5 separate regions of the Homo sapiens genome follow, and regions 1, 2, 3 and 4 are each linked to region 5. Evidence: chromatin loops called from intact Hi-C (ENCODE). Cell type or tissue: endothelial cell of umbilical vein. All regions are shown on one strand. Links, peaks and the distances in the headings refer to the core of each region. The heading gives the core; the rest is flanking DNA.

Region 1 (5,974 bases), core at 655-5,654, 1.0 Mb after region 5:
TCTGGGGCCAGGCAGTCTCCCCCACGGGCCTGCCCCCTCCTCTCACAGCTGATCTACGATGCCGGTGTGGCCTTCGTGGTCATCATGTTCACCTGGTCTGGCCTGGCCTGCCTTATCTTTCTGAACTGCACCCTCAACTGGCCCATCGAAGCCTTTCCTGCCCCTGAGGAAGTCAATTACACGTGAGTGGCTGGAGTGGGCAGAGACTCTCCCTGGGGCAGAGAGGGCTGTGGTGATATGATAGACGGAATTAACTTTGGATTCAGAGAGACCTCGGCTTGGACCTCTGCTTGGCAAATCGCTTGAGCCCTCCAAGCTCTGCTTTCTCATCTGTACTATGAGCCTGTTCCTACCTACCCACAGGTCGCTTTTGTTTGTTTGTTTGTTTAGAGGCAGTGTCTTGCTCTGTCACTCAGGCTGGAGTGTAGTGTCTTGGTCCTGGCTCACTGCAACCTAAAACTGCTGGGCTCAAGCGAACCTCTCCCTCTGCCTCCCGAGGAGCTGGGGTTACAGGCACACACCACCATGCCCAGTTAATTTTTTTATTTTTTGTAGAGACAGGGCTTACTGTGTTACCTAGGCTGGTTTTGAACTCCTGGCCTTAAGGGATCCTCCCCCCTTGCCCTTCCAAAGTGTCCGATTACAGGCGTGAGCCACTGTGCCCAGCCTCCCATGGGTGTTTTTAAGTAATACAGTTGGCACATAACAGGTGGTCAAAACATGGTAAATATTTATTTATTTATTTATTTATTTTTGAGACAGAGTCTCATTCTGTCGCCCAGGCTGGAGTGCAGTGGCATGATTTCAGTGAACTGCAACCTCTGCCTCCTGAATAGCTGGGATTACAGGCACGCGCCACCACACCCAGCTAATTTTTGTATTTTTTAGTGGAGACGGGGTTTCACCATGTTGGCCAGGCTGGTCTTGAACTCCTGGCCTCAAGTGATCCGCCTGGCTCAGCCTCCCAAAGTGCTGGGATTGCAGGCGTGAGCCACCATGCTCAGCTCATGGTAACTATTTATGTGGGTGCAAAAGTAATTGTGGTTTTTGCCATTAAAAGTAATGGGCCAGGCGCAGTGGGTCATGCCTATAATCCCAGCACTTTGGGAGGCCGAAGAGGGTGGATCGCCTGAGGTCGGGAGTTCTAGACCAGCCTGACCAACATGGAGAAACACCGTCTCTACTAAAAATACAAAATTAGCTGGGTGTGGTGGTGCATGCCTGTAATCCCAGCTAGTCAGGAGGCTGAGGCAGGAGAATCACTTGAACCCTAGAGGCTGAGGTTGCGGTGAGCCGAGATCGTGCCATTGCACTCCAGCCTGGGCAACAAGATCAAAAACTCCGTCTCAAAAAAAAAAAAAAAGTAATGACAAATACTGTTTTCATCCTTTCTGGGTTTGGAGGAGATCTGAGTAGGAGGCACCTCAGCAATGGCACTCGATGCCATGTGGTCCCAAAAAGAGGGACATAAAAGAATCAAGCACCCCATCTTTTGTGGAGCCACCTGAATGCCAACTTTTTCCAGCCCCCTGTCAGTTCAGCAGAGGCAAGAGGTGATACTCCACACCAAGCACATAAGGTGACATTACAGAACTGACAGTTATGCCAGGCACTGTACTTAGCCCCTATACCATCCTCAAACAGCTGTATGATGTAGATTGGGTATTAACCCCATTAATAACAAAAGTACAGGGAACAAAGTGACTTTCCAAAGGTCATGCCATTCAAAGGAGGGTGAATCTTAGGTTGGACGCAGGCTGTCTGACTCTGGAGTCTGAGGTGTTAATGCTGCCTCCTCCATGGGAACAGCCCAAGTGAAAAACAGCTGATCCACTCTTCATTTACTTGGCATCTGTGCTAAGCTGGTCCCTGAGCCAAGCTCTGAGCAACAGAAACAGAAGCTCTGCATTAGGAGCTTGTGAGCATGTCAATGCCGGGTAAAGGAGTGCTGGAAACCGCTGGGATGGCCGCCGAGCACTAGGCCGTTGAAGGTGGGCTCTGTGTGACTGGTTCCTCTACACTCTGGCCTGGCTGCCTGCAGGAAGAAGATCAAGCTGAGTGGGCTGGCCCTGGACCACAAGGTGACAGGTGACCTCTTCTACACCCATGTGACCACCATGGGCCAGAGGCTCAGCCAGAAGGCCCCCAGCCTGGAGGACGGTTCGGATGCCTTCATGTCACCCCAGGATGTTCGGGGCACCTCAGAAAACCTTCCTGAGAGTGAGTGTCTGGTCAAGGTGCCGGCCTTGGGGGATAGTGATGGTGGGTCCTCATATTCAGTGAGCACTCATGGTTGAGTATTTATTCGCACCCCTCTTCAGTCCTTACAACACCCCATGATGTAGGTGGGGCATGCTCCTCATTTACAGATGGGCACATCAAAGCTCAGCTAACGCTGGGAAGTTCAGATTCAGGGTTACCCTGCTGGATTCCTGGGATTGGGGAGGGAGGAGCTTCCAAAATGGGGACAAGGTCTCTGGGCCTGTCGGGTAGCTGGTTTCCTCAGGGCCCCTTGCAACCTCTGAGCTTATTGCATCAGGTGCAGCCAGGCCCGTGAGCCTCCTGGCAGGGGTCCTCCACACCTGGCTGTCTTTTGCCCCCTGCTGGTCACAGGAGGAGCTGCAGCACCTGCCTGGGCTGCTTCTCAGGAGGGTACATGAAGATCCCAGGACCGCCAGCTCCATGATAAGTGGAAGGAGCTCCTTGGAGTCAGGAGCGGGAGTTGAGGAGTTTGAGTCCTGCTCTCCAGTTATAGGCTATGTGACTTGTGTAGATCACCTAACCTTGCTCTTGATTTCCTTACCTCTTAAACTAGCACTAAAAGCACCCCACAAACTGTAAAGTTAGTTGTGATGATTGAATGACACCATGGGTGTGGAAGCTCTTTGTAAAGTGCAAAACGGTGTGCAGTTTGAGGGTGGTTACCCCCAGTGCCGATTCTCAGAGGGCAACATGGCTAAGGGCACGAGCTGGAGTTAGGCTGACCTGCTGCTTCCAGCCCTGTGAGCTTGAGCAAGTCATTTAACTTCCTGAGCTGCAGTTTCCTCATCAGTAAAATGTGATAAGGATAGGGTTGTTGTAAGATTTTATTAAATGGGGTAATAAATGTCAAGTATGTAGCCCATAGTGAGTGCTTCAGAGTTTTTTTCTTTTGTTTCTTTCCCCCCCGCCCCGAGATGGAGCCTTACTCTGTTGCCCAGGCTGGAGTGCAGTGGCATGATCTTGGCTCACTGCAACCTCCGCCTCCCGGGTTCAAGCAATTCTCCTGCCTCAGCCTCCCAAATAGCTGGGACTACAGGCGTGCACCACCATGCTCGGCTAATTTTTGTATCTTTAGTAGAGACGGGGTTTCACCATGTTGGCCAGGCTGGTCTCGAACTCCTGACCTCATGATGCTCCTGCCTCAGCCTCCGAAAGTTTTGGGATTACAAGTGTGAGCCACCGTGCCCTGCCAGGTTTTTTTTTTTTTTTTTTTTTGTAAAATAGAGACAGGGTATTGCTGTTGCCTGGGCTGGAGTGCGGTAGTGCAATCATAGTTCACTGCAGCCTTGACCTCCTGGGCTCAAGTGATCCTCCTGCCTCAGCCTCCTGAGTAGCTGGGAATACAGGTGTGCACAACCATGCCTGGCTTATTTTTTTATATATATATATATATATATATATATATATATATATACACAAAATTATATATATTATATTATTATATATTATATTATATATTATATTATTTTTTATATATAAATTATATATATATTTATATTATATTTTATATATATATATATTTTTTAGAGATAGGGTCTTGCTATGTTGACCACCAGGCTGGTCTTGAACTCCTGGGCTCAAGCAATCCTCCTGCCTCAGCCTCCTGAGTAGCTGGGAATACAGGTGTGCACCACCATGCCTGGCTTATTTCATATATATATATTTTTATATATATGTATATTTATATATATAAATATATATATAATTTCTGTATATAAATAAATAAATAAATATATATATATATTTTTAGAGATAGGGTCTTGCTATGTTGACCACCAGGTCTTGAACTCCTGGGCTCAAGTGATCCTCCTACCTCTGCCTTTCAAAGTGTTGGGATTACAGGCGTGAGCCATGGCACCTAACTGAGTTATTTTTACCACACGAAGCATAGGACATACATCCAAAAATGTTCTGAGCTGAGCAAGAGCCTGGAGGCAAGTGAATCTGAACTTTCCCGTCTTTGAAGAAACCAGTCTCTCTCCAAAGTCACATAGTTAGTGTCACTCCCCCCAAGAACTGCATGAGCTGGGACAATCAGAGGGCAGTGGAAGGTCTGGGGCTCAGGGGCGCCCCCTGCTGTCTCCCCAGGGTCTGTCCCCTTACGCAAGAGCCTCTGCTCCCCCACTTTCCTGTGGAGCCTCCTCACCATGGGCATGACCCAGCTGCGGATCATCTTCTACATGGCTGCTGTGAACAAGATGCTGGAGTACCTTGTGACTGGTGGCCAGGAGCATGGTGAGGCACCGCTGAGGCCCCTGGGGGTTGGGGGCACAGGCGGGTCACCCTGGCTGAGCTCCCCTCACCATACGTTTCCCTACCCACAGAGACAAATGAACAGCAACAAAAGGTGGCAGAGACAGGTAGGGCTATGAAAGCAGGGCCCTGGCTCACGCCCACCCCACTGCAACCCGCTTCTCAGGGGGCGGGACTCCTCTAGGCCTGGGCCCACCCAGGTAACCCTTTTGTGGGATGTAAGAGTCTGGGTTCAGAGGAAGGCTATTTTGGTGCTCTCTGGCCTCCGCTGGAAGGGGTGATAGTGTCCACTGAGTGCCAGTTCCTGACCCCACTGCCCTTCCCATCCTGCCCAGTTGGGTTCTACTCCTCCGTCTTCGGGGCCATGCAGCTGTTGTGCCTTCTCACCTGCCCCCTCATTGGCTACATCATGGACTGGCGGATCAAGGACTGCGTGGACGCCCCAACTCAGGGCACTGTCCTCGGAGATGCCAGGTGACCTGCCTGTACAGGGATGGTGACAGCAAGTGGTCAGGCAGTGCTTTTCATTTTCTCTGTGCGTTTACATCCAGCAACTTGTTGCTTTCTCCCAAGAACCCTAGGAGATCAGGGGTACCTCCCCATTTTACAGATGAGGAAACTGAGGCTAGGAAGGGACCTGGCTTGCTTAATAATAAGAATAGCTAATGCAGAGTGCTGACTGTGCACTTGGCACCTTGCCTTGTTTAGTCCTACAACACCTCTTTGAGGTAGATGCGTTAATATCTTCATTTTGCAGTTGAGGAAACCGAGGTACAGGGTTGCACAGTTAGGTCATTCACCCAAGATCACACAGCTTTCAGTGGCAGCCTCCAGAACCTGTGTTATAAGGGTACACGCTAAAGTCTTGTTAGGGCTAGAATAGGTAGAGTTGGTATATTAGATATTTATTGCTGTATAACAAATCACCCCAAGGCTTGGCATTTTAAAACAACAAACACTTCTCATCTCATACAGTTTCTGACAGTCAGAAATCAGGGAGAGACTCAGCCGGCTGATTCTGAGTCACAGTCTCTCATGAAGACATAGTCAGGCTGTCAGCCAGGGCTGCAGTCATCTGAAGGGCTGACTGGGGTTGGAGAATCTATGTCAGTTCAATTACCCCCATGGCCTCTCCATAGGGCTGCTCAGGACACAGCACCTGCTTTCCCTTGAGCAAGAGGGCTAAGCGACAGAGACCCCGTATCTTCTCTCACATAATCTCAGACGTAGCATACCATCACTTCTGTTACGTTCTATTATAGGCACAGAGCAACCCTGATATACTGTGGAAGGAGACTGGACAAAGCAGGGGAATACCAGGAGGCAGGATCCTTGAGGGCTGTCTTGTTGGCTGGAGACCACCATTGAGGGTTTTTTTTTTTTTTTTTATTGAGACAGTCTTGCTCTGTCGCCCAGGCTGGAGTGCAGTGGCACGATCTCAGCTCACTGCAACCTCTGC
Region 2 (5,974 bases), core at 290-5,289, 1.1 Mb after region 5:
AGCGTGCATGTCTGAGCTGGTGGGAAACGTGAGGCTGTGCGAGGTTTTGCGCTTGCGATCTTGGGGATGGGTGGAAAGAAATATGTGCCCGGTGTGTGTATGCCCCTTAGTGCATTTACAAGCGGGTGCGAGATGGGCGCGCGTGCGAGTGTGTGCGTTTTTTTGTGTATGTATGATGTGTCCGGGAGGGGAGACCTTATCTCCCGCGGGGGTGCAGGAGAGGACCCAAAGCTGGGGAGAAGACTGTTGGCTTCGCGTGAACTTCCTCTACCCCCTTTTAAAGAGGGGCGGATTATGGTCTCACTGGAGCCCCTCTGGCCCTTCATGGCCTGGTCACAGGCGGTATCAGCAGACCCATCACCTAGGCACTTCCCTACAAAGGCTGCAGGGCGGTTGACCCAGGTCTTGACTCGGCCCGGCGCGTCCGCGGAGCCGCCCCGGCGTAGGATAGGCTCGGGGCCCTCGGGGGAGCCGCTTCGGGTACGGTGGCCAGGCAGCGCTGGCGGGGTTGGGGCTGCTGGAGCCTCAGGTGCGGCGGTGCCGGGGCTGCTGAGCCCCCTGGGCTGCCGCTCCCGCGAGCACAGAAGCCCCTCGCCCCGCTGCCCGCGCCGCGGCTCCTCCTTTCCTATCCGTGCCAGGGTCCAATGCAGTGCCTGGCATACAGTCGGCTCTTGATAAATGTTGGTCTTATTCTTCCCATTCATTCTCTGCTCCCTCCACGGTCTCTCGTTCTTCTCGCGTTCTCATTCGATTTCTCTGGTTTTCTCCCCCGACTCTTACTCATATTTCGTGGTCTCTGTCTCTCTGTTCCCTCCCTCCCTCACTCTCTCTCGGACCTTTTCTGTCTCTACTCGTCTGTTTCCCTGCCCGGTCTTCTGTCTTTCTCACTGTCTCTCTGTGTCTTCGTCTCTCTCCTCCTCCCCGCGGGGCTCCCTGCGTCTCTGTCTCTCGTCTCTGTGTGTCTCGGTGTCTCTGCCTCCCTTTCTCTCCCCCTCTTCCCCAGTTTCATTCCCAGGCTCCCGGCCCGTGGGCACCTCGGCTCTCGGGTGCCCCCTGCTGGTTCCATTTTCGGACCTTCTCGGCCCCCCAGCTCCTCTCTGTGCCCCTAAATTTCCTTTCCCGCCCCTCTCGTTTTCGGATCAGGTAGAAACAGAAAGAAAAGTCTCTGGGGCTCCCGTCTTCCCTCACCCAGGGCTCCCCCTATTTCCAGGAGGCAGGACAGGACCCTGCGTTTCCCCAGGACCCACCCCGACTAGGGCCTGCGCCTGGGGGGAGGGCCTGGAGGCGGCGGCGGGGAGGGAGTGTTGGGGGTAGCAGGGTGGGGTTTGGCGTCCTTCCCCGGAATGAGCCGCGGCACAATCTGTCGCTGGGTTTGTTTGCCGAGCTGCCTCCGGAGCGCAGTGGGGCTGGCTCCCGGGGAGCGAAATATCACAAGATGCGGAGACAGACGCTGAGGGGCGGGTGGGCGGCGGGCTGACTCAGGTGTGCTGTCATCGGTTCCCGGGGCCCGCGCTCTTCGGGGAGGGGTGGGAGGGGACCCCGGGCCCCCAAGGCAGGCGGAACCCCGAAGCTGGGGGGGAGCTCCTCCTCCTGGGACGAGCTGCGAGGAAAGGGAAGCCCCGTCCGGGAATCCCTGGCTCCAGGCAGTCGCAGCCCCTCTGCTCATCCCCGCCCCTTATACAGGTGTCACGGTTTCCCATAATTATCTGCTGACTCACCCCCTCCACCCCCAACTAGACTACCAGCTTTTTGAGGGCAGGGAACTCGTGTCATCCATTGTCGTGTTTCCAGCAGGTGCCCACTGAAGACTTTTAGGTGGCTGGCTGGTGGGTGGGTGGCTGGCTGGTCTCATTTTACAGTAGGTGCCACAATGCATTTGGTCTTCTCTGTAGAGCACTCTGACCCCTCTTACCTCCCCCCATCCACATTTGCTGTCCCCACCCCACCTAGCTCCGGTTAGGGTTGGGGGGAGGGGGGACGAATTGGAAATTTGAGTCTGGAGATCAGAGTTCTCCAGGTGACCCTAGACAATGTACTCCCCTTCCTTGTGCCTCAGTTTCCTCATCTGTACGGTGAGGCTACCCGGTCATCGCGAGGCTGCATTAAGTCTCCAGGCACCCCAGGCATGAGAAAGTGCTTGGTAAAATGAGGTGTGTTGGTGTGTGGAGGGGTGGTAGGTAGCTAATGTCGTTACTATTTTGGCAGTAATTCTTTGGTGGCAATGATTGTCCCAGTAGAATCAGACACATCATGCCTGAACATGAGTTGGGCTTCTGCAGTTAGACATTTTGAGATCGAGGACTCGGCCTCTGGCTGGACTCTTGGACACTGGGCTGGAGGCTTGGCCGGGCTTTGGTGTGCTGGGTCTTCAAGCCTTGGCCGCAGTGCTGGCCCGCCCTCTGGTGGCTCTAGGTGGATCTGCAGCCCCACGGGAAGCCAAGATCTCTGGAGATGGGCTCAGCGTCGGATTTTCCCTGAGAAGGAGGAGGACACCCGCCCCCGCCCACCCCATTGTCTGGAGAACAGCTGGCTTTGGAAAGGAGACCAGGTAGAAGGAGGGGTTTATTGGCACAGACTGGATGAGTCTGGACTTCCGAGTTCTCACTTACTAACAGCGCAGCTACTCTCAATGTGCCACCCAAGATCCCCCTTCCCTCTGGGCATACCCACCGAGTGAGTCCACAGAACCTCCCTGGCTCTTCCCTTCACCTCTTTGTCACCTTCACTGTGTAGAACACTTGGCGGTTAGTGTACGAGGTCCGGTGGCTCAATGGGCGAGAGCACAGGCTTTGATGGGTTTGTGCCCTGGCTCTGAAGCTCTCTAGCTAGGGAGGGGACCTTGGGCAAGTCGCTTACCTTTTCAAACCCCAGTTTTCCTATTCAGAAGATGGGAGGGGCTGGGCATGGTGGCTCGTGTTGGTAATCCCAGCAATTTGGGAGGCTGAGGCGGGCGGATTGCTTAAGACTAGGAGTTCAAGACCAGCCCTGTCGACTTAGCGAGACCCCTGCCTCAAAATTAACCAGTCAGTCAATCAATCAATCAATCAATAAAAGAAATTGGGGGGTGGTGACACTAGTTCCTAGCTCAAGTTTGAGGCCATCCCTGGTGACTTAGAAGGACCTTGTCTCAAAATAAATAAATAAATGAATAGATAGATAAATACATAGATAAATAAATAAATAAGATGGGAGGAAGAAGGACGATACTTGTTCCCAGCTCATAGAGTTGTTTGAGGCTTAAAAGAAACAAAGCATGAAAGAACATAACAGAGTAGCTGACCCTGTATTTGGTAAATGCTGATAATATTATTTTTACTTTTATCCTAGTGACTACCTGGAGAAATAGGCATTGCAGTCTAGAGGCAGAAAGAAAAATGATGATCTGCTGTCATTTATTTATTTATTTTGAGACAGTGTGTCATTCTGTCTCACTCTGTCATCCAGGCTGGTGTGCAGTGGCATGATCCTGGCTCACCGCAACCTCCGCCTCCCAGGCTCAAGCAGTCCTCCCACCTCAGCCTCCCAAGTAGCTGGGACTACAGGCAGACACCACCACGCCTGGCTAATTTTGGTAGAGGTGGGGGTCTCACTATGTTTCCCAGGCTGGTCTCGAACTCCTGGAATCAAGCAATCTGCCTGCCTTGGCCTCCCAAAGTGCTGGGATTGCAGGTGTGAACCACTGCACCCAGCACCTGTGGTCTCATAAGGAGTGAGTGGCAGAGCCAGGTCTGGGGGTCAGTTCTTAGATATGACTTCCTACCCACGTGTACTACCCCTCGGATGACCTTCACAGTTCCACCCTACCTGGCACTTGCTAGGGCTGCCCACTGTGGTAAAAGGAATCCTGGTCCAAATTAAAAGTCCTGAGTTCTAGCCTGGTCTCTGCCTCCGAATGGCTGAGTAACTGGGACAGACCTCTCCTCTGTGGGCTTCAGTGTCCCATCATTGAAGGGAATATCTTGGACTCCATGTTCTAGAGAGTCCTGCAAAGCTACATCTTCGTATCATCCAGGTGTCTCTGTGACTCCCAAACTAGAAGCTACCAAAAATGGAGCCTCTCAGCTAGATCCCATGCTGCCTCCACTTTCCCAGCTCTGGGCACGTGATGTGGGCCCTGGGGGAAAATCAGATTTTCTAGGGATTCCTTCAGACCCCACCCTGGGCTCCTCAGCTCTCCCACTGGTCACCAGGCCTGCTCCTGAGCCAGTCAATGGAGACACGTGCTGCCTACTGTGCTGGGAGGTGGAGGGACGGGGCTGCACTTGTCACCCAGAACCCTTCCACAGTGAGTTCCACACCTTGTTCTGCCTGGCCTGAGGGGAACAGGGCTCCTGTCCAGGCCCTTTCTAAAACAGGCAAGAAAACCTAAATTAGTATAAAGGGCAAGGTTGTCAGAACATGTTTTTCTCTTTCCCTGTCTCATTTTTAGGGTCCCTGTCCATGTATTGTATGTATGTATGTATGTATGTATGTATGTATGTATGTATGTATGTGTGTATTTATTTATTTTGAGATGCAGTCTTGCTCTGTCACCCAGGCTGGAATGCAATGGTGAGATCTTGGCTCACTGCAAACTCTGCCTCCCGGGTTCAAGCAATTCTCCTGCCTCAGCCTCCCAAGTAGCTGGGACTACAGGTGCACGCCACCACACCCGGCCAATTTTTGTATTTTTGGTAGAGATGAGGTTTCACCAGGCTGATCTCAAACTCCTGACCTTGTGATCCATCCTCCTCGGCCTCCCAAAGTGCTGGGGTTACAAGTGTGAGCCACCAGGCCTGGCCTATTATTTATAGTACAACGGGTATATATTAAGCCCTTGCTTCATGTCATGAACTTACGTGTGCTGGCTGATGTAGAGTAACTCTAGCGGGGAGAGTCTATTAATGTCCCCTTCTTACAGATGGAGAAACAGGCTCAGAGAGGTAGTGCTGCTCTTAGATCTGGTCAAAAAGAGTCCTTCCCTGAGCCCTGTGCTTTAGAGGGCTCTGCTTTGGCCCTCATCTAGCCAGTTTCCCTCCATGGGGGCAAGAAGTCCCTAAGACCAAGGAATGTGCCTCCCAGAAGCTGCATCTCTCTTCTAGACCACACTTAGGTTATCCTGGACCCTGGAATCTCAAAAAGCCCAAGTGGACTTCCCGGCCCTTTGTGGGCTTCTTCTCTGAACTACCTTTCTGCCAGTGCATGAACCCATGGCCAAAGGGTGGCCAAGGGGCAGATGTTTGGAGAGGGTGTGGTTGGGCCTTAGACATGTTGGTTGGATATTCATGTGCATGGACATGAGGCCCCTTGTTGTCTGAGATGGAGCTGTGGTTGGGAAGTGGAGGGAAGCTGCGTGTGTTTTGTTTTTTTTTGAGATGGAGTTTCGCTCTTGTTGCCCAGGCTGGAGTGCAATGGCACGATCTTGGCTCACTTCAACCTCTGCCTCCTGGGTTCAAGCAATTCTCCTGCCTCAGCCTCCCAAGTAGCTGGGATTACAGGCGTGTACCACCATGCCTGGCTAATTTTGTATTTTTAGTAGAAACGGGGTTTCACCATGTTGGTCAGGCTGGTCTCGAACTTCTGTCCTCAAGTGATCCACCCACCTCAGCCTCCCAAAGTGCTGGGATTACAGGCGTGAGCCACCGGGCCTGGCTGCTGGCTGTATTTCTGTATAGAACTTCAAGGAGCTGGATCATTCTAAATTTGAACCTAGATTTCAAAGGTGAGGTTCCTTTCCAAGTGCAAGATTGATGCTTGCAGTTGGGAGGCTAGGGATGCCTTGGGGGCAGAGGTTGCCCGGCTTGCACTAGTGGGGTGGTGCCTCCCAGGCTGTGGTACCAGTGCCTCCCTTTGCACTCCAGCCCTGCCCCTGCAAGTGTTAGGGGCAGCTGGGTGGAGAGGTCACATAACTTCATCAAAGGTTACATGACTTAAAAGCTGCAAAGCCAGGCTATGAACTCAAGTCTGGGTGAATCTTTTCTTCTTTAATGAAGCT
Region 3 (5,974 bases), core at 934-5,933, 450 kb after region 5:
AGTTCAATTTTTAGGGGATCTAGACCTAGGAGTGTGTGACCTCCAAGGCTGATCCTTAGGAAAACGAATTTAGATTGCCTGAGGTTAACCTCTTCACAAAGGACCCTTGGGCTTGATGCTGGGGAGATGTGGGAGGTGAGCCAGGCATATCCTTAGGACTGGAATGTAACTAAGGGAGTCTCTCTCCTAGATAGATGATAACCCAATCAACTAAAAAGTGGCTCAACCTACGTGGGTGTTTCCGTCCTTTATAAGGGAGAGGATGTCTCAGCCGAGCTAAACTCTGTTTGTCTAGGCAGGTCTGACTTCAGAGCCACAATGGTCCAGTTATTTCTTTGTGCCACAATGCTAGGCTTATGGATAATCCTTCTGAGAATAATTTGGCTTCAGATAGACACTTTCTGTAGGGAGAGAATACACTGACCAGCCAACACAATGTTGGTCACGTTGAAAGTTACATTTCTCACTCTTAGTAAGTGGTGTCTGGTCTTGGCAATGATTTTGGGAAGCCTGCACCATTCCTACCTATACTAGTCATTTCTGGGTGAGTTCCCCTTTCTTGAAACTATGACATCATCTTGTTGCTCACGTACCACTCACCAGGAGATCTTTGAGATTGGCAAGTAGGTTTTGCTCATATTAGTATACGAACTGGCATGTAGCTGTTGTTCAGATCGCATCTGTTGAATGGGTGTGAACCGAGACATTTCTGAAGCTACAGAGCAGATTGTAACCACCGCTGGCACCTCAATGCTTAACATATGCTAAGTGCTACCTTTAACTTGCTAAAAATCCAAGGGAGCTCCAAATGTGTTACATCTTAAGAAATTCTTGAGCATTTTGCAATAGCCCTTGCTGTTGCCGACTCTGGTTTTCCAAAACCCCAGAGTCCCTAAAAATCAAAGGACCCACCTCATTTCATACAACTCACCAACAGAGATCACTGGACAGAGGTGGGCTGGGAAGCCGAAGAGCTAGAAACAATGAAGGGCACTGGCTTGACAGTCAGCAAACCTGGATCTTACAAACGCTAGTTACTGATTATGTGACCTTGACAAATTGAGTCATCTGTCTGAGCTTCACATTCCTCATCTACAAAACGAAGGTAACAAAGGTTAATGATAATGTATTTGCCTCTTAGAGTCATTGTGGATATTAACAATGGAATAACCAGGGCCTGGTACTTAAACCCTCAATGACTGTTAGTTGGAATTGCTATTAGTGATAATGATGATACAATGCAAGCCTGGAAGGAGCAGTTAACTTTGGAGAAAAGCTGGCTCCCACGTCCTCTGTGTAATTTTGCCCAATATAGGGCCAAAGACTCACCAAAAACTTTGAAGTAAAAGAACTTGTCTGCACATATCTGGTAGGACAGCTTCCTTATGGTAGGCTGGGAAAAGTCTGACAGTGAGCCCCTGCACTGACCTGAGGAGCCTGTAGGGGAAGGAAAGCAGGAAGAAGATGAGCAGGAGAGAAGAGAAAAGAACAGGCATTCACTCATGCACTCAACAACTAAGATAAATTGAATGGATCCTGCTTAGAATCTGATTGGAGAGGAAAAGGCATGAACTCGAACAGTCTGAAGTAGAAAGAGTTCAGCAATGATGTGACAAAGGCGATGATCCCAGGGCTGGCATGAACCAAGAATTAAGAACTAGATCTCAGCTTGAGGAGCAGGGATCAGGGAAGGCTGTACGGCAGGTTTGGGACTCCTCAATAAACAGGCCACACTGTGTTTTGTTCTTATCCTCCTCTATCAAAAAAAAAAAAGTGCTCTCTTAATTTCATGACTCTTTCTTAAGTTTAATATTCAACTGACCATAGCACAGCCTTCCAAGTAACTGGAATTACAAGCATGAGCCACCACACCCCCCTACTTTTTGTACTTTTAGCAGAGACAGGGTTTCGCCATGCTGGCCAGGCTAGTCTCGAACTCCTGACCATAGCTCCTGAAATATTTTTTGCTGATAAACAGGTTAAAGAAAACTTAATACATCATATGGGCACCCACTAGGTCTGCCCACCAGAAATCACACTCTACACTGACAACCCCTTCCCCTCTGCTCCAAAAGCCTCCCAGCTTTCCTTAGGCAGGAGGGCTGGAGAGCCTCCAGGTCAAGTGGACTCACCTAAGATTTTTATGTTACCCATCCCCTGATATTAGATTTTCTTGTTATTTTGCTTTACTTGTGTTTCTTCTAAATAGCAAATAACCGGCTTGATTTTTATCCAGTTTGAAAATTTCCCATCTATTATAGTCAAAATCTTTACTCAGCTGCCCCATGACAGGAGAGCTCAATTCTCCCCTCTTTACCTTTGAAAAGGAAAAACCCAGATGAAGGGGCTGCTTTCAAAGGAGTGGGAAGGGATAATGGTGAAACACCTGAAGGACAGCCACAGTCGGAAGCTGTTTCCATCCTTGGGAGAGGAAGCAGAGCTGAGGAAGGCAGCCACTGCCCACCCATGGCTAAGCAGGGAGAAATGAATACCTCAACCTCACTTTCCCCCTACCCCAAGTCTCCCAGCAAGTCTCCTACCAGAAGGCAGAGGGCAGGGCAGCTCTTTGACACAATCCACAAAGATCAGCCCTTCTGGAGCTCAGAGCTATTACAGAGAAGCCTGGAGAGTGTGTCAAGACAGGCAAGTAGAGAATACAGCACGCTCTTCGTAAGTAGGGTAATGTAACCTATCATTTAAGCTGACTGCTGATATGGTTTGATGGTATTCTGCCATCTTATATAATTTCTATTTATTATGCTGGGTCATTGCTTTCTGTTAATAAAACTATAATAATAGAAATAATAGAGATTTTTATTTAGTTTTCTAGTTCTTATGCTTTCTCCCTTTCCTTTTTTTTTTTTTTTTTTTTTTTTTTTTTGAGACAGAGCCTCACTCAGTCACCCAGGCAGGAGTGCAGTGGTGCAATCTTGACTCACTGCAACCTCTGTCTCCCGGGTTCAAGCAATTCTTCTGCCTCAAGTAACTGGAATTACAGGCATGCGCCACCACACCCGGCTAATTTTTGTACTTTTAGTAGAGACAGGGTTTCACCATGCTGGCCAGGCTGGTCTCGAACTCCTGACCTCAATTGATCTGCCCGCCTCAGCCTCCCAAAGTGCTGGGATTACAGGCATGAGCCACTGTGCCCGGCCCTGAATTTTTTTTAATTTGATCATTTTTTCCAATTATTTTCCTTCTGCTGCTTTGGAATTTATATATCTTGTTTTTATTCTATTAACAATTATACAGCTTTTAATTCACTTGAGCCTTTATCTTTCAAATAATGCCAAGAATTATACAATGTATAGAGAGAAACAAAGCCGTTAGCACATCTTTACCTCTCTGCTTCTCCCACCCCCACTGGAAGATATGTTGGCATTCTTTAGTCCGCTGCATTCCTTTCTAAAAACGTCAGTTGGTTTCTTAGGCCTGAGCCCACAGGCTTTCGAAGGACCTGGAAACAGCATATATCAAAGGCCAGTGAGATAATAATTAGAAATAAAAGCCAGAGAGGGAAAAATGAGGCCAAGTTACAAGGCTGGTGAGAACATTTGTGGATCCTGAGCAAGTGTGTTCAGGCCAGGAATGTACAGCTCTGTTCCTTTCCCCCAGATCAGCCATGGATCTCAGCGCCCCCAGTTTTCCAACTGTTTCCAGTTCCCATCCTTCCTCCGCACAGTGCCCAGCAGCACCCACCAGCCTTGAGTCCTGGCCAAGCTCTTGAGTTACTTTAACTGGACCTGAGTAGGCCTGGTCAGTTATGACAACAGCAACTTTGAGTGGCTGGATCAGCAGCTGCAGAAGCAGATCGGGGGCGAGGGTGGCTGCATGGCCTTCTCAAAGATCAGCAGTGTAGATGACAGCATCAACAGCATGGCCACCGTCATTGCCTAAACCCCTGCTGCCACCGTCATTGTCTGTGACTGCTACCATTTTCACTTCAGACTCCTGGCGGGGGCCCTTCAGGAGAACAATGTGAATGGGAGGATGTGGATCTTTTCCACCTCCTTCACATATAACCCCTCGGTGCTGGGTCCCAAAGCCCACGAGTTGCTGAATGGCAGCTTGAGCCTGACCATACACTTAGGAATAATACCTGCCTTTAAGGACTTCCTGTTGGCGCTGCGCCCAGCCGTGTAGCCAGGCAACAGTCTGATGAGGAAGCTGTGGGAGGAGTGCAGGGATACAGGTGGTCTGGATTAGGGGCTTCCATCCAAAGTGCCAGAGAAGGGGCTTGGCATCGCACAGGGCTGGAGAACATGACCACTGCCCACCTGTCTGCCTTCAAACTTCCTGATCTAACTGCCACTTACCAAGCCTACCTGGCAGCCAAAGCCCTGTGGGTTGCCTATCAGAACTTGATGTCCTGCTCTGAGAGAGAGGGACCATTCCTGGGAGGCACGTATGCCAATGCATGGGAAGCCAGGCTTTCTCAGGTGAGTGGCCAAGAAGCCTTTCCCAGTCCCTGTCCATTCCAGCTTTCTGTGAGCTTTAGACTAGCAGAGAGGCAGTGTGGCCTAATGAAAGGAGCATCAAATTTAGAACAAAAGTGATATGGGCTCAAATCTCAATATGGGATTTCTCTGCGGCCTAGTCACTTACCTTTCCTGAGCTTCAGTTCTCTCCTATGTAGATTGAGTATAATAATATATACGTGGTAGGTTGTTATGAAAATAAGAGATCATGCATACAAATGCTGGCTGGTGATTAATGCATGTTATGGGCTACAGCTTTTCTCCAGGTGGTGTGACGCTGCTGCTAATAATGGTGATGACATCAAAACTGCCAAGGGCCTTAGAAATCTGCTGGTCCAGCACGAAGCAGGGAGATCACCAAAAAGGGGAGGCAGAGCTGGAAGAGAACACAGCTGTCCTGCCATCCAGGTCACTACATGCCAATGCTGATATGCAACAAAAACCATATGAGATTCACAGTAGGAAAGAGTTAACCACAAAGTTAGAAAACTGGTAAATCTGCAATGTAAAACATCCAATCCAGCACAGACACCCATTCTTCATGGGCTGCTCAGGGATAAGGACAGGAAGGGAAGGGAGGTGGTGTTTTCCTCGTAGTCAGAGAGGTAATGCTAGAACAAGCTCAAAGAGATGAAATAGAGTTCAGAGGACAAAGGCCTCAACCAACAACACCAAGAGAAGAACACTAGGTTTTCAGCTAGAGGAAGAGCTGAGTCTGAGTGCTTGGCCTAGTCATCAGCCTTCTCTGTGTTCGAGGTCTTTTTTCCTCTCTGGTCATTAGGTACTTTAATCAAAAAGACCTTGGGCTGGGCACAGTGGCTCATACCTGTAATCCCAGCACTTTGGGAAGCAGGTGGATCACTTAGCGTCAGGAGTTCAAGACCAGCCTGGCCAACATGGTAAAACTCTGTCTCTACTAAAAATACAAAAATTAACCAGGTGTAATGGCGTTGTCTATAGTCCCAGCTACTCAGGAGGCTGAGGCATGAGAATCACTTGAACCTGGGAGGCAGGGTTGCAGTGAGCCAAGATGGCACCACTGCACTCCAGCTTGGGTGACAGAGTGAGACTCCATCTCAAAAAAAAAAAAAAAAAAAAAAAAACCTGAATTGTATAACCATGGAAGCCTTAGGAAAGTGGGTACAGATCAGTAATTTTTACAGTGTGCTTCTTGGAGCCTTAGAGTTCTACAGGGAGCCTTAGGTGCCCCCACTGATGGAACACTTCTTCAGGCAGTGAGAGGCTTGGGGATGGGGCTCTGGACCCCATAGCTGCCTACACCAACCAGAGATGCTCTATTTTCTCTGCCTAATATATTAGTGTGAAGCATAAGATTTTTCTTGAAAAGTAGCAACTAATGGACTAGATAAGGGGTCAAAAATTTTCTCAGTAAAGAGCCAGATAGTAAATGTTTTCAGATTTTCAAACCATGCAGCCTCTATCACAACTACTCAACTCTGCTGTTGTAGTGCAAATGCAGCCATAGAAAATCCACA
Region 4 (5,974 bases), core at 496-5,495, 950 kb after region 5:
AATGCTGTTAAAGTTCATTGAATTGAATGAAACAATTAATCGTTCTGCAAAATCTGAGCAGAGAAGTCATTTGGTTTCAAAATACTTGGATAAAAACATTACGGTGGCTCACGCCTGTAATTCCAACACTTTGGGAGGCCGAGGCGGGTGGATTACTTGAAACCAGGAGCTCGAGACCCTGACTCTACTAAAAATACAAAAATGAGCCGGTCGTGGTGGCGCGCGCCTGTAAATCTCAGCTACTCAGGAGGCTGAGGCACGAGAACAGCTTGAACCGGGAGGCGGAGGTTGCAGTGAGCCGATATCGCCACTGAACTCCAGTCAGGGCGACAGTGAAACTCTGTCAGAAAAACAAGAAACAAAAAAACTGTGAGGTACTGAGATCACAAACTGGTGCTCAAAATATACTGATTTCCTTTCTCGTCTGGACTAAACGGGGGTAGGGAAGGGTGAGAAGGAGGGGATCGGCCCTCCCAACAAGTCTCATCTTCCCCAGATGCTGCTTGGTGCTCAGGGGCTGCAAGTACTCTGTCCTTGCACAGAGGGTTGGGGACTCCAGCTGTGCATGGGGGCACACATTAGGCCCACAGCTTGTAATGGACCAGTAGTAAAGTAAGGGAGGGGAAGCAGACTCTCTCTTGGAAAGGAGGCTCCTGAGTCCTTCTTGGGGCTTCCCCCACCAACTGTTTCCCAAACCAGCATACAGTAGGCACTTAGTAAATACTAAACCTAGTAAAGGACTGAATGATGGTAGACCGAACCCCCAAAGCAAAAGAGAAAGGGTCCAACAGCGCCTCCTTGCGGTGCTCTGCCCCAAGCCACGGGGAGAAACGTTGCAGCCCGCGCCGAACGCCGGGCAGCACAAAGGATCCCCGACTGCCGGGGAGCGGTGCTCGGAGGGCACAGGTCTACGCCATCCCCCACGCAGTTTCGGAGATGGAGCGCTGGGCCCATGGAGGGAAGGCGGCAGGCTCGGCGGCTCCGGCAGCTTGCTGGGGCAGGGGCTCAAGGCGGCAGTCCGATAGTGGAGGCCGCTGAGAACTGTCACGGAGCTGCGTCTGTACAGCGAGCATCCCTTATTTATTCAGGGCGAGTGTGTATTTGGGGCGGCGTGCAGGGGGCTGACAAAGACCGGAGAGCTCCCGGTGCGGCCGCCGGCGGAGCGAAGACTGGAACCCGTATGAGCGCCCCCCAGCGCCCCTGAGCGCTCGCCGCCGGTGCACGGCGCACCCCGCGGGAGGCAGGGATCAGCAAAGCCGTGCGCCCCGAGGCCCGCCCCCGTCTCCGCACAAAGACCGTGAGTCCCGGGTCCGAGCCTTCCGCGCGGGGATCGGGCGGTTGTCCGGCGGGTCGTCCTTCGACGGCCTCCTGGCCTCGCCGGAGCGGGTGCGGGGAGGCCCACGCAGCGACGGCTGGAGGAGGGGTGGGCGGGGCTGCCGGGGGTGGGGTCCCCGGGGCGGGGCGGGGCGCGCTGTGTCGCGGGTCGGAGCTCGGTCCTGCTGGAGGCCACGGGTGCCACACACTCGGTCCCGACATGATGGCGAGCATGCGAGTGGTGAAGGTAACCGCGTATAGGATGACCCCTTTCTCTTGGCTCCCCTCGCCTCCCGCATTCCCTCCTCCCTCCATCCCCTCCGCGGCTCTCCGAGCACATTTATTTATTTGTCTGGGCACCAGGGCTGGCTGAATCCCTGTCCTCCCCGCCCTCTACTCAGAGGAGGACTGGCCTGCAAGAGTGGCCAGAGCTGGGGTTTTGGGGGTTTGGAGGCCTCTGCTTGAGCCGTTCGCGTGGTGAAGATGAGCCGGCTCCCCCAAAACTGGTTTCAATTTCGCTTTTCCTGCCTGAAACTTGTGATAACAACTGGGTGCATCTCCAGTGCAGGAAAAGTCCTTGGCATCTTGGTGCCAGGCATTCTGCTACTGCTGGTGGTGGGTTATGAACACAGATGACCAGGATGAAGTCCTTGCCTTGGAATAAGCCCATAGCCCATCCCATAATTTGATGCCTGTATTACTAGAGTCCTGAGAAACACGGAATGCTGATTAGAATTTGGGACAAAGTTCCCTGAGTATTCTCTGGAGGAAAAGATGCGGAGGTGGACCTGGAAGGCCTCCTGGAGTAGGTGGCTTGCGTTCGTGAGTTCTACAAGTGTTGAATGCCTACATGTGCTGGCCCTGTTCTAGGAGGGGGGGGGGGGCGGGCAGAGATGAACACAAATCCGGCCCTTGTTGAATTTTGTTCCTATCAGGGACACAATTTGAAATAAGATCTGGAAGGATGGGGAGGGGGCAGTTTCCTCCAGAAGGTGGGAAAACCCAGGGTGTTTGGAGATGGATTAGGGAGGAAGGTGATCCTGGTGAAGTGAGTCTGGCACCCCAAGTCTTTCAGAAGTGCCCCTTCCAGTCTGCAGGGTGGAGGGGCAGGCTCTAGGAAGAGGGTGCCTGCTACCCTCAGCCTCTGAGAAGAAAATGGCCTCAGACTGGGATGCCCAGAGCAGGCTTGGCCTAGATACTAAATCTGGAGGTTGGCAGCAAAATGAGGCAGAGGGTCTTTCCAGCCAAGTGGAAGAGAGATGGGAGCCAGAATTTATTGCATTGGAACCATTACATGCCAAACGGTTTACATGGTTATTTCATCTAATTCGCACAGCAGTTCTGTGAGATAAGTAATATATACCCGCATTTTACAAATGAGGAAATTGAGGCACAGAGGAAATAACTTGCTTGTCCAGAGTCTTTCAGTAAGGAGCAATGGGACTGGAATATGAAACCAGGTCCACAGGCCTCCAGCCTGCAGGCTCTCTTAATGGCCTTTCTACTTTCATTTTCTGTTCCTCTGAGTCAGGTGATTTCCTAGTAGGCAGTAGGAAAGAACTGTGTGTTTTAGGTTGGGTTTCAACTTCCTCAGGCTTTGGGAAAGTTCTGGCAGAACTCATCCTAAACAGATAAAGTTCAAGTGTCTTTATCTTTCCAAGACCTGGAAAATGTCTATTCCAGATCTTCTCCGGTCAGCCCTGGGCTTTGTTCTTGCCAAAGAGTCACAGATGATAGAGAAACTCTTACAAGTGCAGATGCTTCTAGTTTGGGGTAAAGATAAATGAAGGGCCATTGACCCTGGGTGGAAGGCACCAGAAGCAGCTTATTGGTTGAACAGAAATAGAACATAGGCTGAGGGATAGGAGGGGGGCATGGGATGTGTTTATATTATATGTTGGGGGTGGGGGTAAGGCAGAGAAAGTTCAAATGGTCCACAGTGTTAAAGGACCCCTCCCCACTTGTGGACTGGGTTTGGAGAGCTTCAGTTTCTCAACCTCATCACTACTGACATTTTGGGTCACATAACTGTTATGTATCCATTGTATGTTTTTAGATTTGAGGTTACTACAAGGTTTGTAAATAATATCTTATAACCTGTTATTTTAAACTGATGACAAGTTAACACTGATTACATAAACAAACAAGCAAAATGAAAACTAATGAAGGCCAGGCGTGGTGTCCCACTCCTGTAATATCAGCACTTTGGGAGGCTGAGGTTCGCGGACTGCTTGAGCCTAGGAGTTCGAGACCAGCCTGGGTAACACAGCCAAACCCCATCTCTACAAAAAGTACCAAAATTAGCCGGGCATGGTAGCACACTGCTGTAGTCCTAGCTACTTGGGAGGCTGAGGTAGCAAGATCACCTGAGCCCAGGAGGTTGAGGCTGCAGTGAGCTGTGATTGTGCCACTGGACTCCAATCTGGGTGACAGAGTGAGACATTGTCTCAAAAAAAAAAAAAAAAAAAAAAAAAACAACTAATACAAACTGTATACTTTAACTTCGTCTTTCCGCTTACTAACTTTTTGTTGTTTCTATTTCTTTCCTTCTTTCTTTCTCTCTCCCTTTCTTTCCTTCCTTCCTTCCTTAAGATGGAGTTTCACTCTTGTTGCCCAGGCTGGAGTGCAATGGTGCCATCTCAGCTCACCGCAACCTCCGCCTCCCAGGCTCAAGTGATTCTCCTGCCTCAGCCTCCTGAGTAGCTGGGATTACAGGCAGGCACCATCACGCCTGGCTAATTTTGTATTTTTAGTAGAGACGGGGTTTCTCCATGTTGGTCAGGCTAGTCTCGAACTCCTGACCTCAGGTGATCCACCCACCTCAGCCTCCCAAAGTGCTGGGATTACATGAGCCACTGTGCCCGGCCATTTCTATTTCTTTCTTATTGTACTGTCTACCTCTTGAAAAATTGTTGTAGTTATTATATTTAATTGGTCATCTTTTCCTCTTTCTACTTAAGATATGAGTAGTGTATATACCATAAATACAGTGTTATACTAATCTGTGTTTTTCTTTCTTTTTTTTTTTGAGACGGAGTTTCGCTCTTGTTGCCCAGGCTGGAGTGCAATGGCACGATCTCAGCTCACTGCAACCTCCGCCTCGTGGGTTCAAGTGATTCTCTTACCTCAGCCTCCCGAGTAGCTGGGGTTACAGGCACCCGCCACCACGCCCAGCTAATTTTTGTATTTTTAGTAGAGATGTGGTTTCACCATGTTAGCCAGGCTGGTCTCGAACTCCTGACCTCAGGTGATCCACCGGCTTTGGCCTCCCACAGTGCTGGGATTACAGGCGTGAGCCACCATGCCCAGCCCAGATGATTTTTTATTGCTCATTAAAATTTTTTTAAATTTCTGATTGAAGAACTCCTTTTTAGCATTTCTTGTAGGACAGGTCTGGTGTCGATGGTATCTCTCAGCTTTTGTTTGTCTGGGAAAGTCTTTATTTCTCCTTCATGTTTGAAGGATATTTTCACTGGATATACTATTCTAGGGTAAAAGATTTTTTCCCTCAGCCGTATTTCATTTAAATATGTCATGCCACTCTCTCTTGGCCTGTAAGATTTCCACTGAAAAGTCGCTGCTGGACATATTGGAGCTCCATTGTATGTTATGTGTTTATTTTCTCTTGCTGCTGTTAGGACCCTTTCTTTAATCCCTGACATCTGGGAGATTGATTATTAAATGCCTTGAGGTAGTCTTCTTTGGGTTAAGTCTGCTTGGTGTTCTATAACCTTCTCATGTTTGGATATTGATATCTTTCTCTAGATTTGGGAAATTCTCTGCTACTATCCGTTTGAATAAACTTTCTAGCCCTGTCTCTCTCCCTACCTCCTATTTAAGGCCAGTAACTCTTAGATTTGCCCTTTTGAGGCCATTGTCTAGATCCTGTAGGCATACTTCATTCTTTGTTTATTCTTTTTTTTTATTTTTGAGACGGAGTCTCGCTCTGTTGCCCAGGATGGAGTGCAGTGGCACAATCTTGGCTCACTGCAAGCTCTGCCTCCTGGGTTCATACCATTCTCCTGCCTCAACCTCCTGAGTAGCTGGGACTACAGGCGCCCACCACCACGCCCGGCTAATTTTTTTTTTTTTTTTTGTATTTTTAGTAGAGATGAGGTTTCACCGTGTTAGCCAGGATGGTCTCGATCTCCTGATCTCGTGATCCACCTGCCTCGGCCTCCCAAAGTCTTTGTTTATTCTTTTATTATTTTGCTTCATCTGACTGTATTTTCAAATACCCTGTCTTTAAACACTCTAGTTCTTCTGCTTGATCAATTCTGCTGTTAAAAGACTGATGCGTTTCAGTATGTTAATTGCATTTTTTTCTTTCTTTCTTTTTTTTTTTTTTTTGAGACAGAGTTCCACTCTTGTTGCCCAGGCTGGAGTGCAATGGCATGCTCTCGGCTCACTGCAACCTCTGCCTCTCCAATTCTCCTGCCTGAGCCTCCCAAGTAGCTGGGATTACAGGCCTGCACCACCATGCCCAGCTAATTTTTGTATTTTTAGTAGAAACAGGGCCTCACCACGTTGGCCAGGCTGGTCTTGCACTCCTAACCTCAGGTGATCTGACTGCCTCGGCCTCCCAAAGTGCTGGGATTACAGGCATGAGCCACTGCACCCGGCCTCAATTGCATTTTTCGACTCCGGAATTTCTCCTTGA
Region 5 (5,974 bases), core at 678-5,677:
AAATTCTGAGGTAGGAAGGCAGAGAAGGATAGGATGGATTTAGATGGAGAGATTGTAGTAAAGTTAATATTAGATGGCCTTGATTTGGTAAAGGAGATGAAGGAAAACACATCCACAGAGAGTGCATTTACCTGAGTGGGGCTGCAGAGTCTGCAGACACTCAGAAAATTCTGAGAAATTGATGGATAGAAATAAGTCTGCAAGTCATGAAGCATTGAAATTAGGCCAATTAATAACCCTACCATGAAGTCTGAATGTTCAATAGAAAGGAAGAGTTGCATATCTCTCACTTTAAATCAAAAGCTAGAAATGATTAAACTTAGTGAGGAAGGCATGTCAAAAGCTGAGACAGGGCAAAAGCTGAGACAGGGCAAAAGCTGAGACAGGGCAAAAGCTAGGCTTTTTGTGTCAAACAGTTGTCCCAGTTGAGAAAGCAAAGAAAAAGTTGTTGAAGGAAATTAAAAGTGCTACTCCAGTGAAGACCTGAATGATAATAAAGTGAAATATCCTTATTGCTGATTCAGAGAAAATATTAGTGTTCTGGATAGAAGATCAAACCAGCCACAACATTTCCTTAAGGCAAAGCCTAATACAGCAAGGCCCTAACTCTCTTCAATTATGTGAAAGCTGAGGAAGTTGAGGAAGCTGCAGAAGAAAAATTGGAAGCTAGCAGAGATTGGTTCATGAAGTTTAAGTAAAGAAGCCATCTTTAGAACATAAAAGTGCAAAGTGAAGCAGCAAGTGCTAATGTAGAAGCTACATCAAGTTATCCAGAAGATTTAGCTAAGATAACTGATGGAAGTCGCTACACTAAACTATATATATATGTATATTTTTTTTGAGACAAGGTCTCCCTCTGCCACCCAGGCTGGAGTGCCATAGTAAGATCTCGGCTCACTGAAGCCTTTGCCTCCTGGATTCAAGTGATTCTCATGCCTCAGCCTCCTGAGTAGCTGGGATTACCACACCCTGCTAATTTTTCTTTTCCTTTTTTAATTTTTTTTTGGAAAGGGATGGGGTTTCACCATGTTGCCCAGGCTGGTCTCAAACTCCTAACCTCAGGTGACCCGCCTACCTCAGCATCCCAAAATGCTGGAATTACAGGCATAAGCCACCATGCCCAGCCTAACGATAAATTGTTAATGCAAACAAAACACCGTTATATTGAAAGAAATGCCATCTAGGACTTTCATAGCTAGGAAGGAGAAATTGATGCCTGGCTTCAAAGCTTCCACAAACAGGCTGACTCTATTGTTAGGGGCTAATGAAGCTGGTAAGTTTAAATTGAAGCCAATGTTCATTTATCATTTTGCAAATTCTAAGACCCTTAAGAATTATGCTAAATCTACTCTGCGTGTGCTCTATAAACGGAAAAGACTAGATTATAGCATGGTTTATTGAATATTTTAAGCGCACTATTGAGACCTACTACTTAGAAAAAATATTTTTTTCAAAATATTACTGCTCATTCACAAATGTACCTGGTCACTCAAAGCTTTTATGGAGATGGACAAGGAGATGAATGTGGTTTTCATGCCTGGTAATACAATATCCATTCTGCAGCCCATGGTTCAAGGAGTAATTTTGACTTTCAAGTCCTATTGTTTAGAAAATACATTTCGTAAGGCTATAACTGCAATAGATTGTGATTCCTCTGATGGATCTAGTGAAGTAAATTGAAAACCTCTGGAAGGATTCACCATTCTAGATACCACTAAAAACTTTTGTGACTCATGAATTCATGTAATTAACATTAACAAGAGTTTGGAAGAAATTGATTTCAACTCTCTTGGATGACTTTGAAGGATTCAAGACCTCAGTGGAGGGAGTAACTGCAGATGTGGTGGAAATAGCAAGAGAACTAGAATTAGAAGTAAAGCCTAAAGATGTGACTGAACTGCTGCAATCTCATGACAAAACTTGAACAGATGAGGAAATGCTTCTTATGAATGAGAAAATAAAGTGGTTTCTTGAGATAGAATCTACTCTGGGGGAAGAGGCTGTGAACATTGTTGAAATGACAACAAAGGATTTCAAGTATTCCATAAAGTTAGTTGATAAAGCACTGGGAAGGTTTGAGAGGACTTAATACAATTTTGAAAGAAGTTCTACTGTAGGTCAAATGCTATCAACAACAGTTCATGCTACAGAGGAATTTTTCATGAAAGAAAGTCAATCAGCCAGGCACGATGGCTCATGCTTGTAATCCCAGCACTTTGGGAGGCCGAGGTGGGTGGATCACTTGAGGTCAGTAGTTCCAGACCAGCCTGGCAAGTCTGGCAAACATGGTGAAACCCCATCTCTACTAAAAATACAAAAACTAGCCAGGCCTGGTGGCGTTTGCCGGTAATCCCAGCTACTCAGGGGGCTGAAGTATGAGAATATCTTGAACCTGGGAGGTGGAGGTTGCAGTGAGTCAAGATTGCGCCACTGCACTACAGTCTGGGCAACAGAGAGAGACTCCATCTCAAAAAAAAAAAAAAGAAAAGAAAGTCAGTCAATCGATGCAGCAATCTTCACTGTTGGTTTATTTTAGGAGATTGCCACAACCACCTCAACCTTCAGCAAGCATCATCCTGATCAGTCAGCAGCCATCAAGGCCCCTCACCGGCAAAAGAAAAAATTACAACTCACTGAAGGCTCAGGTGATCATCATCATTTTTTAGCAATAAAGTATTTTAAATTATGTACATTTTTTGGACATAATGCTAGTAGACCCAGTATAGTGTAAACATAACTTTTATATGCACTAGGAAGCAAAAAAAAAATTGTGTGACTTGCTCTATCGTGATATTCATTTTATTGGAGTAGTCTGAAACCAAACCCCCAGTATCTCCAAAGTTTATTTGTACTTTATGTTGATTAACTTTAATTCTCAACAGTCCCATAATGAGAAATAGAGGAATGGAGAGACTAAGTGACTTGCAAGAGTCCCTCCAGGAACTAGAAGGGAGAGCTGGGATTTGAACCCATGCATTTGGCTCCAGGACTGTAAGTCTCACCTGTAGGCTGCGGTGCCTGGTGTACCATAACACGTAGGAGATCTCCAGGGTCCTAAGAGGTGCTACCATTCTATGTGGCCATGAAATTAACCTTTTAGGCAGATGGGTAGTTTCTTGATTCTTCCTGTAATTCCAAAGCATTTTTCCTGTATGAACTCACTTGTCATTGCGGCAAGAAAGACAAGTCTTCATTTTGCCAGCCCCACCGCTGGGAACGGCTCCTTAGGTGAAAAGCTTGGGATAGCCTCAAGATGGCAGCATTAACTCAAATATGGATGGACAGATCCTGGTATCTGGCCTTGAAGTAATCCAAAAGTCAGAATTGGCCCTTTTCTGCCTTTTAGTTTTTTTAAAACCCCAAGCTGTAACTGTTTGGAGGTGAAGAGTCAACCTGATCTTGTGAGGAGACCAAACAGTGAAGACACTGGAGGCATCAAAGTGGAAAAGCAGAAGTATTTCCCAGGAATTAAGAGTCTTTGGAGGGAAAAGAAAGAGGATATATTGGGTGCCATTAAGAAATGATGAGGTTCAAAAAGATTAATGATTCATCTATTATCCATTCATAAGTGGCTAATTCTAGGCCTCTTACTTGCCAAAACCAAGAACCACCCCACTTCACCATGTTGATAGTCTTCATTTTTATCTATTTAATTTTTTAGAATATTAAACACTGATAAAGAAGAGTACTAAATTATTTTATAAAGCCAGATATATAGGCTAGATTGTCTCAGTGGTTAGAGTCTTGATGCTACAGGTGAAGTTTTCTCTTCTTTCCTCATCTTGTTCCTCTCCCTTTCTTCCTCTTCTCTCCCCTTCCCTCCCCTCTTTCTTTTCTTTCCTTTCTCTCTTTATCTGTCTTATCCCGTTTTTCCCTCTTTCTTTCTCTAGTTTTTTCCTTGGTTGTTTTATTGGTCAAATAAATAATAAGGAAGAAACCTAAGTCTTCAGAGTTGGACATGTGGGTCAGGTGATTAGATGCTACAAAATTCCAAGAGTATGCAAAAATATCCTTGGACTTCTATCACCTAGCTTGCCACTTGCTTGGCCACTTTGTATGTCTTCTTTTGTTAAAAATAATTATTCTAACAGGGGGCTTTGTCTTGGAAATGTTTTCATGAGAGCAAAGAAAAAGTGAGTAAATAAGCTCTACTTTTGTAACTGACTGTAGTGGAACATGCATTTGTGAGAATCTAAGAGAAATATTGTTTTGTAGATTCTGAGAGCACCTCTGCTTTTCCACATTTATTCCCAAGAGAAGCAGTAGAGCACAGAGTATAAATATATAGAATTTGGGTCAGACAGGCTTGAGCATTTCCTCACTTTCTGGAATTGCAAGATGCTCCAGGCTTCTCTGGTATATTCCCTGCTCCAGTGCTAGAACCAGCCATTTCTCGAAGGAGCCCTGGTTTCTTTTATTAGAGAATAATATTAGAAAAAGATCTAAGTGCTAGGTATGTACAGAAGTTTTCACATCTGTAAAATTGAAAAAAATATATATTTCTCATAGAGTTATATGAACATTAAGTGAAATAACACATACAAATATATACTGAATGAAGGGCTTGAAACATAGGAAGCTATATTATATATTATATAAATATATATTATATACATATAAATGTATCAAGAGCTGAAATAAAGAAATCCTTTGCTTCTTGTAGGCTCCATGTTAAAATTCATTTAAAACCAAGTTGACTGGGAAAAAAGTTCATGGAAGTGTTTTGATTCACAGAGCTCTTTGAAACTCTGAGTTCTGTAGACAGAGCTGGGTTTGGGAAAATGGAGATTCTGATGCAATTTATCATTTATAATCTGACATTTTGAAAATTTCTCCCCATTTAGTCTTAGATAAAGAGCCAACTCCCAATACTCACAGGAAATCTGTGGGCTGATTGTGCAGTGGCTGGATCCTCAAGCTCCTTTGAAAGCATTTTTTGATAGAATTTGCTCATCAATAATCTTAGCCTGTGACTAGGAGAACCAGGACTCCCCTGTGGCCCCTAAGGGATCTTTGAGGCACCTCCATATCATAATAATGTTTCAGTTCCCTCAGGAAAGTGGTGTTTTGATTGCTTGTTTGTATGTTGCTGAGCCCTGGATTGGAATTGAGACCTTAGGGAACCCCCCTTCAGAGGCTCCCAAATCTACATAGACACTAGCTTCTAGCTGATATCAGCCTTTTCACACAGTTTGATATGGCTCACTTACAGTCTCAAGCAAACTGCAGCGGCAGCTGAACTGTCTTTACACTTTTATCACATAGCCTCAGGAAATCTCTTACTATTTGAAATCCAAGGTCCTTAGAGACCAACAGCTCTTCTTTTCTTTTCTTTTTCAGACTTCAAAAAGTCCAGTGTTGAAGCAGTTCTGAATTGAGATCTCATAATTCCCAAGGACATAGGTATGATTTCCCTGATCTTTTTAAAAAGCAGTATTCTTCGCACTGTAGGTAGAAATAATGGGTTCGTCTAAAAGAAAGAGACTCAGAAGTAGGTATATAAAAAGACTCTTAATTCAATTTCCCCCAACCTCCTCTGCTACATTTCACAAGAATAGAGACAGAAGTTTCCCATAAGTAATTCGGAGTCACGTTTACTTAGACAGCCATTGCCATAGTCATTGCTAGATGGGGTGTTGCTACCAACTGGTGTTAATAAAACCTGGGAAATAACTTCATACGATTGGCCTACAGTTTAATAAAGAGATTGATTAATTAGCTTCTATGGAGCACCTGCTAGAGGCCCACACTGGCTGAATTTTCTTATATTTTATCTCACTTTATCTTCTGTCTATAAAGGAAAATTGACTTGCCTACAGTCCCAAAGCAAGTAAGCATTAAAGCTCTTATTCTAACTCAACTGCTGAGATTCTAATTACCTCATCCACTTAACAAATAGTTGAGTCTACCATGTGGCTGCCTTGAGTCTAAGTAGTGGATAATAAAGCGCAAAAGAGTGACAAACAATATAGGC

The links. A loop is a pair of places that touch in the nucleus more often than their neighbours do. Peaks named below come from ENCODE experiments on the same cell type or tissue, not always from the same donor. Only the 100,000 strongest peaks of a DNase experiment are listed, where the experiment ranks them.
Region 1: a loop joins it to region 5, with 11 times the contacts of the local background. A loop is called at or near these places in 3 of 110 quality-filtered maps.
Region 2: it touches region 5 in a loop (19-fold over the local background); 33 of 110 quality-filtered maps call a loop at or near these places.
Region 3: it touches region 5 in a loop (2.3-fold over the local background); 8 of 110 quality-filtered maps call a loop at or near these places.
Region 4: it touches region 5 in a loop (15-fold over the local background); 18 of 110 quality-filtered maps call a loop at or near these places.

The regions. Positions count from the first base shown.
Region 1 is chr11:57,490,239-57,496,212 of GRCh38, reverse strand. It overlaps SLC43A1 (solute carrier family 43 member 1), which reads left to right. Exons shown (of 15, transcript NM_003627.6): 7 at 49-182; 8 at 2,042-2,220; 9 at 4,351-4,497; 10 at 4,587-4,622; 11 at 4,851-4,989. Among named protein-coding and RNA genes, the nearest start is that of SLC43A1, 22 kb to the left of the region's middle. RefSeq lists an enhancer at 1,779-2,978. In endothelial cell of umbilical vein, for the core only: CTCF peaks have their summits at 2,599 (motif pointing left) and 4,338 (motif pointing left); no DNase peak of the experiment used is centred there.
Region 2 is chr11:57,453,933-57,459,906 of GRCh38, reverse strand. No RefSeq gene overlaps it. Among named protein-coding and RNA genes, the nearest start is that of RTN4RL2, 3.6 kb to the left of the region's middle. RefSeq lists a silencer at 472-531. In endothelial cell of umbilical vein, for the core only: CTCF peaks have their summits at 1,059 (motif pointing left) and 2,403 (motif pointing left); a DNase peak (open chromatin) is centred at 2,376; H3K27me3 peaks cover 836 bases.
Region 3 is chr11:58,056,595-58,062,568 of GRCh38, reverse strand. The region is part of intron 2 of OR9Q1 (olfactory receptor family 9 subfamily Q member 1); the gene reads right to left. LOC124902674 (a long non-coding RNA gene) reads left to right here and starts at 4,634. Exons shown (of 2, transcript XR_007062672.1): 1 at 4,634-4,886. RefSeq lists a silencer at 3,258-3,552 and enhancers at 3,177-3,856, 3,857-4,537. In endothelial cell of umbilical vein, for the core only: no CTCF peak of the experiment used is centred there; DNase peaks (open chromatin) are centred at 2,588 and 3,438; H3K27ac peaks cover 1,348 bases.
Region 4 is chr11:57,563,172-57,569,145 of GRCh38, reverse strand. UBE2L6 (ubiquitin conjugating enzyme E2 L6) reads left to right here and starts at 1,474. Exons shown (of 4, transcript NM_004223.5): 1 at 1,474-1,561. The coding sequence starts at 1,535. RefSeq lists a silencer at 1,111-1,470 and an enhancer at 2,724-3,073. In endothelial cell of umbilical vein, for the core only: a CTCF peak has its summit at 824 (motif pointing left); DNase peaks (open chromatin) are centred at 805 and 2,815; H3K4me3 peaks cover 1,437 bases.
Region 5 is chr11:58,511,222-58,517,195 of GRCh38, reverse strand. LOC105369313 (a long non-coding RNA gene) reads left to right here and starts at 2,471. Exons shown (of 5, transcript XR_007062673.1): 1 at 2,471-2,645; 2 at 5,341-5,403. In endothelial cell of umbilical vein, for the core only: a CTCF peak has its summit at 3,248 (motif pointing right); a DNase peak (open chromatin) is centred at 3,235; H3K27me3 peaks cover 745 bases.